Regions from separate parts of the Homo sapiens genome. Here region 1 is linked to region 2. Evidence: chromatin contacts called from ENCODE Hi-C or POLR2A ChIA-PET data. All regions are on one chromosome and are shown on one strand. The core of a region is the stretch at or near the end of the contact, and the rest is flanking DNA. Distances in the headings are between cores, read along the strand shown.

Evidence for each region. A loop is a pair of places that touch in the nucleus more often than their neighbours do. ChIA-PET counts read pairs that join two places held with the same protein, here RNA polymerase II (POLR2A). Pooled maps may share reads with other maps.
Region 1: a loop to region 2 is called in a map of endothelial cell of umbilical vein, with 6 times the contacts of the local background. The contact joins the enhancer-like site here to the promoter of MECOM in region 2. A Hi-C loop is called at or near these places in 38 of 168 maps with a recorded cell type or tissue (A673, Caco-2, Calu3 and 21 more), 6 of 37 single-sample maps with no recorded cell type and 31 of 50 pooled maps. POLR2A ChIA-PET finds 5 or more read pairs at or near these places in 3 of 52 experiments (BJ, Panc1 and endothelial cell of umbilical vein).

The regions. Positions count from the first base shown.
Region 1 is chr3:169,217,236-169,220,905 of GRCh38, reverse strand. All of the region lies in intron 2 of MECOM (MDS1 and EVI1 complex locus), which reads left to right. Among named protein-coding and RNA genes, the nearest start is that of LINC01997, 220 kb to the right of the region's middle. Within about 2 kb of position 2,370, at least 2 of the 41 ENCODE cell types and tissues checked have a DNase peak (open chromatin) inside an H3K27ac peak, as active enhancers do; they include endothelial cell of umbilical vein, where a contact is called at or near this core.
Region 2 is chr3:169,661,532-169,665,392 of GRCh38, reverse strand. MECOM (MDS1 and EVI1 complex locus) reads left to right here and starts at 1,681. Exons shown (of 17, transcript NM_004991.4): 1 at 1,681-2,057. The coding sequence starts at 2,021. RefSeq lists a silencer at 2,690-2,789.

The DNA.
Region 1 (3,670 bases), core at 1,121-3,620, 450 kb after region 2:
GCGCCGGATATTGTTCGAGCCTCAGGAAATACACTAGTCAACAAGACAGACAAAAATTCCTGCCCTTATGGTCTTTCTCTTCTACTGGTGAGAAAAGACAATAAAAAAGTTAAGAAAAAAGTGTAGCTTATTGGCAGGCACGGTGGCTTAAGCCTGTAATCCCAGCATTTTGGAAGACCCAGGTGGGTGGATCACCTGATGTCAGGAGTTTGAGACCAGCCTAGCCAACATGGAGAAATCCCGTCTCTACTAAAAATACAAAAATTAGCTGGGCGTGGTGGTGGGCACCTGTAATCCTAGCTACTTGGGGGGCTGGGGCAGGAGAATCGCTAGAACCTGGGAGGCGGAGGTTGCAGTGAGCCAAAATCGAGCTACTGCACTCCAGTCTGGGTGATAGAGGGAGACTCCATCTCAAAAAATAATAATAAAAATAAAATTAAATGCAAGAAAGATAAAATAAAGCAGGTAAGAGGAATATGAAGTGTTAGCAGGTGGGAGGAACAGGTAGAAATTTTAGGTAAGGGAGGTCTCACTGAAAAGGCAATATTTGAGAAAAGAAGCAAGTAAGTGTTCTTTTCTTTTCTTTTTGCTTGTTTTTGAGACAGAGTTTCACTCTGGCTGGACTAAACAGCTCACTGCAGGCAGCCTCTGCCTCCCAGGTGATCCTCTCACCTCAGCCTTCCCAGGTAGCTGTACTACCAGTGTGCACCACCATGCCTGGATAATTTTTTTGTATTTTTTTGGAGAGACAGGGTTTCATTGTATTACCCAGACTCATCTTGAACTCCTAAACTCAAGTGATCCACCTGCCTCAGCTTTCTTAAGTGTTGGGATTGCAGGCATGAGCCACCGTGCCCAGTCTTATTTTCTAACTATATAGTTAGAAAATGTATATTTATTTACTTATATTTATATTTGTTAAAATGTATATAATTGGAATATATTATATATTAGAATTATACATATTAGAATAATATATATATTAGATCCTTTAAAAAAACTTAATGAGATGGTTCCTAGGTTAGGAGGTAAACTTATAGTTAACTGTATTCTTGATAAAAAATTAGGATGATTTTATATATATATACACATGCTATTATTATATATAGCAAACTAATGTATATAATATATATATACCATTATATATATACACACACCTATATATGTAATTTAAATTTATGATGACAGTGGATTTGGGCATGCAAGTGTGACAGACTTTCTCTCACTCCTTCTACACCACACACCCACCCCTACATATGTAGCTACATGTGTGTGCTCAAATATATAGTGGTGTATATATAGCATCCTGATTTTTTGCCAAGAAGAAAGTTAGCTATAAGTTTACCTTCTAACCTAGGAATGATCTCATTAAGTTTTTGTTTTGTTCTGTTTTGTTTTTAAGACGGAGTCTCGCTCTGTCGCCCAGGCTGGAGTGCAGTGGCGCCATCTTGGCTCACTGCAAGCTCCGCCTCCCAGGTTCAGGCCATTCTCCTACCTCAGCCTCCCGAGTACCTGGGACTACAGGCGCCCACCACCACGCCTGGCTAATTTTTTTGTATTTTTAGTGGATACGCGGTTTCACCATGTTAGCCAGGATGGTCTGGATCTCCTGACCTCGTGATCCACCCTCCTCGGCCTCCCGAAGTGCTGGGATTACAGGCGTGAGCCACCGCGCCTGGCCTATTAAATTTTTTTTTAAAGGACCTAATATAGATTGATATTCAAGTTGAGCCAGAGCTATAAAAAGCTAAGTACCTCTGTCTATGAAATTATTTTCAACTAATTCCTTTGATTCTGTGATACTTCGATGTTTGCTGTTATAGCGAGATGAGGATAATGTGCTGAATTTTATAGTTGTTGCAAAAAGCCCACAGCAGCAACACTGGGGCCCCACAGACACACATCCAAGATCATGACATAGCTCAGGAGACAGCACACACACACACACGCAGCTATATACGTAGGGGTAGGTGTGTGGTGTAGAAGGAGGGGGAGAAAGAGAAAGTTCTCTGTCACATTTGCACGCCCAAATCCACTGTCATCACAAATTTAAATTGGATACGGTGCAACATTGTCTGTCAAAATAAAACTGTAAGAGTAAGTAAAGAGAGAACTTTTTAATTCCCTGAATGATTTTGGGCAAGCAGTAGTAGGCTTTTTGATGCCTAATACAGAATGATTAAGAAATAAAAGTTAACACTGATATGGACTGCATTCTGTAGTATGTGAACACAAAAAGGATACTTTCCTAATTGGATACAGTATTCAAAATTCCACAAGTTCTGAAGTCACTGTGTGAGACCACAGGTTACAGGCTTTTCTGAGAGACACTCTGCCTCCCCCTGCCTCACCCTGGATGCATAGCACTCCTTGATTTGTAAAATACTCATTCCAGTCAAAAGGGAAGTGTCCTTTTGTGATCCCTGGCATCACTTCCTGTTTTTCCTTGTAAACTTCCCACCCAAGCTGTGGCATTATTGGGATCATTGCCCGAAGTAACTTTCCATTACATTGACAAGTCAAGTGCATACATCTGATTTGAGTGTCATCCTTCCTCCAGATTTCAAAAATTCTACTGCAAATTAAACAACCCAGCTCTTGTGATCCCTGTTGAAAGTTTTATCTTCTTAAAGATCATTCTGAAAAATGAAATTTTTTCATGTCACACAATTTTGATTAATGGATCCTTTTTTTTTCCTGTAACTTTTCAGAATTTGTAGACTTCTTAAACCTAATTTATTTTAAAAGCACACAGTAAGATGTCTCTTCCCATTAAAATAAAAATATATTTCTCTTCTGGATTATCAACCTATAAGCTATATTGCTAAACTTTTAGCTTTACATGATTTATAGTAGTCAAATGATTACTGCCCTAAGCATTAATTTCACTATAGAGCTATTAAAATATTTAATTAGAGTCACTGATAATTTAGGATGTATAATAAAATTGTTGTCAAGGCCATGTTGTAAATTCTGATTATGTTTGTAGATGAGTGAGAAAAACTACCCTATGCTGAAATTTTTATAAATTTTGAAATTATGGGGATTATATATATATATATTACATATATATTTTATTTTGTAAAATAAAATATGTAAAATAAATATATATATAGTTTTTTGAGATGGAGTCTCGCTCTGTTGCCCAGGTTGGAGTGCAGTGGTGTGATCTCAGCTCACTGCAATCTCCACCTCCTGGGTTCAAGTGATTCTGCTGCCTCAGCCTCCCAAGTATCTGGGATTACAGGTACGTGCCACAGTGCCCAGCTAATGTTTGTATTTTTAGTGGCGACGGGGTTTTGCCATGTTAGCCAGGCTGGTCTCAAACTCCTGACCTCAGTGATCTGCCCGCCTTGGCCTCCCAAAGTTCTGGGATTACAGGTGTGAGCCACCGTGCTCGGCCTATTTATTTATTTTTAAACATTTCATGTATATAGTAGTGAGGTTATGTTAATTGTGCATAATTTACGAAAATGCTAAATATTTTGCTTTTTAAAAATCTTTCTGAACTTGAGCAGTGTTATCTTTAAGTACAATGTTCTAGTTTATTACAAACCCAAAATGTAATCCTATATCAGAATCTTTCCTTTGTGTTATATATTTTATTGTCTCCACAAAAATGTTTTATTAAAAAAAAAAGACTCCAAGAGTCTAGCTATAGTTCATGTAT
Region 2 (3,861 bases), core at 432-2,931:
GAATGTTGGAATGGCTGGTGCTTTTGCACACACCAAATGTGTTAGCACACTCACCTTTATGCACAGGACAGCGGGAATTCTAGGTCTGGAAAAAAACCCAGGTGCCTCTTTAATTCAGAGTGGATAATAGAGTTCTCTTGTGCCCACGCGTGTGGGCACTAGAGCCTTCTCTTTTGGAAGTTGTTTTACTCCTGTTGTGAGTAATTCCCTCCTTTACCTTCCTACTTCCCTTCCTCACATTTCAACCTTATACATCTGTCTCCCTTGAGACCTGTAGCTTGGTTCTCCAGGGACCTCTATCTTACAGCCAAATGCCCCCAGAATTACACAGCTCTGGATAAAGGAAAATGGTAGGCATCCTTAACAAGGACAAATTCTTTGAACTTTGATTCTCTTGAATAAAGAGATTTGCAGGCCATTGATACCCTTTGGGGTTGAACCTTGTTATTTGCTCTCTCATGTCTGCAGTCCTAGATTTGATAATAAATACCAACAGGTACGACTGGGCATTCTCAATGATTCCCCTTTCCCTCCACAGCCTTTGCCAAACTCATGCCCAGGACCTGCTTTTCTTTTCCTTTAACTTGAACATCAAGGATGTATTGTTGCAGCACGGAGACTGAAAAGATTGTAATTTTCTTTTATGGTGTCTGGCAGGATTTGCAACAGATATTAATGGGGACATAAATAGCACATGGAAGGTATTGAACAAAACTGTTTAATGCAAGAAGGTTGTACCAAAAGAAAATCTATACCTAGTTGGGATTGATTCATACCTTGTACACAGCTAGCCCCTTTAGGAATTCCCATTTCTGAGTGGCACTTCATTGGTAAATCCTGTAATTAAAGGAAATTTCAACAATGTATTTTTTTAAGAGTGTGTGATTTTCCTCCCTACTCCTCTTTCTTTTGACCCCGAGGTTGTAGGTTTAAGCGAGTGAGTGAAAATGGCAGGCAAGCAGAGCTGCATCGGGAGGCGACCGGGGCAGCAGTGGGGGAGGCCGGAAGGTGACAGCCGACCTCTGAGAAAGCAGGAGGTCTTTGGATGTCAAATGCCAGCGCCGGCCCGGACCCGGGAATCAAGGGTGATCATTACTACTTGGTAGGGAAAGAATACTGAAATGTCCCAAGGATGGCAGCAAGCATTGGTATTACAGCTAAAATCGAGGAAAAAACCAGTTATTTATTCTGCTTACAACCCTGAAAGCGGAAGCTGCAATAGCTTCAGTAGCAGTAGCAGCGGCAGCAGTAGATTTCTCAAGTTCAGGATGATTCTCACTTTCTCCTGGATTATTAGCCGAGGGTCCAGCCCTTCTAGTTCTTTAACAGGAGAAGGGTTTTTAAAAAATGTTTTTAAAGTTTTTTTCCCCCCTGGCTTCTTGCTTCCCTCGTAGATGGTATAGAAAAATGTCTGCAATTTATGGTGGGAAAAACAATAACAATAATCATGATACAAGCTTGTTGGCGATTCTAACATGGAATCAATCCTCTGCCCAAGCCTTTTCAATTCCCCCCTCCCCTTTTTTTGGGCGAGGTGTCTGCTCCCCTCTGGCTCCCTGCGTTCGCTCCCCGCCCCCCGCCGCCCTCCCCGCGGCTCCCTTTCTCCGCCTCCTCGGCGATTGCCATCTGACAAGATCTCCAAATCAAAGTGATAAATCGCTCCAAACTTTTTTTGGCGGCGCTGAGATGTTGGAGGGGCGTCTAGCGCGCATGTGCGAAGGTGTCCAAACTGACAATGCTGGAGAGATAGCGAGTGTGGATTGAGAGAAAGGGAGAGAGGGAGGGAGAGAGAGTGAAAGAAGAAAATACAGAGAGTGAGTGTGTGGAAGAGAGAGAGAAACAGGAGAGAAACAGGAGGGAGGGAGAGAGAGAGAGAGAGAGAGAGAGAGAGAGAGAGAGAGAGAGAGAGAGAGAGAGACAGGAGAGAGAGGGAGGGAGCGAGAGGGAGAGCAAAAGAAGGAAAGGATCCAAGAAAAAAAAGCCCCAACCACACACCAGCGGCTGCAGGACTGGGCACAGCATGAGATCCAAAGGCAGGGCAAGGAAACTGGCCACAAGTAGGTGCAATATCCCTTTTCTATTGGCTTTTCCCCCTCCTCTGCCATCTTGCATATCTGTCTCTAGCGCTCCGGGAGGGAGCGCGGGCTGCCTCTTGCGCCGGGGCCCCGGGTGGAGGGCAGGCGGAGCGCAGCCCCAGCAACCTGCCGGTTCCAGTCTCTGCTCCCGGTCGCCCGCGCTCTCGCTCCCGGGTTGGGCGCCGGAGGAGCCTGGGCAGCCCTCAGTCCCGCGCACCGACCAGCTGTGGCAACCCCGGGGTGGGGGTGGGGGTGGGGGCAGCAAAGACTAGGGGTGGGAGGGAGGAGAGAGCGCGAGAGTGAGCGCGAAGGGGTGGGGTGGGGGGGAAGAGAAGAGGAGAAAGTCTCCCCCTCCCCTCCCCTTCCCCCCAGGCGGGGGAGAGTTGCCTCTGGCCAACCAGCTAGTCCCGGGTGTGGGAGGAGGGGGGCGCGGGGGATGGGGGGCCGGCAGGAGAAGGGAGCCTTTTCGAGCCTCGGTTTGTTTCTGGGGTTTGGGTAGGGTAGGCGGCTCAGAGGGAGCCACAGTGGCGGCGGCGGCGGGCGGCTGTGGTGGACTTGGGAAAAGTTGCGAGGCGGCCGCTGGAAGTTGCGCGGGCGGGCGGGTGGACTGCGCCGAGCCGCGGCTGCGGTAGTGGGCGCTGTGCGCTCGGCCATGCTCTCCGGCGCGGCGCTGCGCGGCGGGAGGACTGCGGCGGGGAGTAGGGGACACCAAGGTGGGGGCTGTGATCGCGGGGTGGGGGCGGGGGCACGGGCAGAGCAGAGCTACCGGCTCCGCACAGCCACGCGCAGGTGGGGAGGAAAGAGGCCCAGCGAGCGCTCGGACGTGGGGAGAGAAGAGGCCCAGCGAGCGCTCGGAGAGCCGGGAGTGGAGGGCACACAGCCAGCGGCGGCAGCCTAGGAGCAGGAGGCAGAGAGGGCGCGCTGCGACCCGCGCACCTCGGGCTTGCTGGGCGCCGAGCAAACCCCAGGGGGCGGGCTGCCAGAGCGTTGGGCCGCGGAGAGGGCGCAGCGCAGCCTCCGGCGCTTCGTCTGGGTGCAGCCTGGGTCCAGGGTCAATAACCCTCCCCGGCGCCCCCTGCCTGCCCGGCGCGGAGCGGCCTTGGTCTGGCGGGATGTGGGCTAAGGGGTTTGGGGAGGGGGCGGTGGGAGTCCCATCCCCCACTCTTACAGCAAAAGTGTTGGATGACTCGCCTGGCTTTGCCGGCGGGGCCCACACTTTCCCACACGGTGTGATGCTCCGCCAGGACTGTAGACGACAGGACTGCGTTTGTCCAAATGCTTCTACTTCGAGTTGAAGGGGACTCAGGGACACTGAGCCCCGGAGCGGCTGGGAGCGCTCTTCCTTGAGGTGTCAATAGGCGGGGCTGGAGCTGCCTCGGGAGTGGACAGGCCGCGGTTCTCTCTCCCACACTCGCACTCGCCGAAAACAAAACTCTCTAATTGTGTTGTTTACGGAACGCAGAAATGAGAGATCGGAGATGGGTGGGATGCTTCTCCCCAGTGAAATCCCAGTCTCCCCCCGCGCGACCCTCGCACATTAGAACCAAATACGGTAGGTATCGTATCCACGCCTCCTTGCTCACTGCGTCCCTGCAGCAGCCCGGGAAGTCGGCGGCACCTCAGCAGGCTCGGCTTCGCGGGCATTGGAGTCGGCGGTGTAGCCCCGCGAGATGCTGTCATCCCAGGCGCCTTTCCAGTGCTTTGTGCAGTCCTCACCCAAGCACTCGTACACTCCCCGATACATTTCCTTTCCCCTGGGTCTGAGAAATCAACCTAAATATAGGGC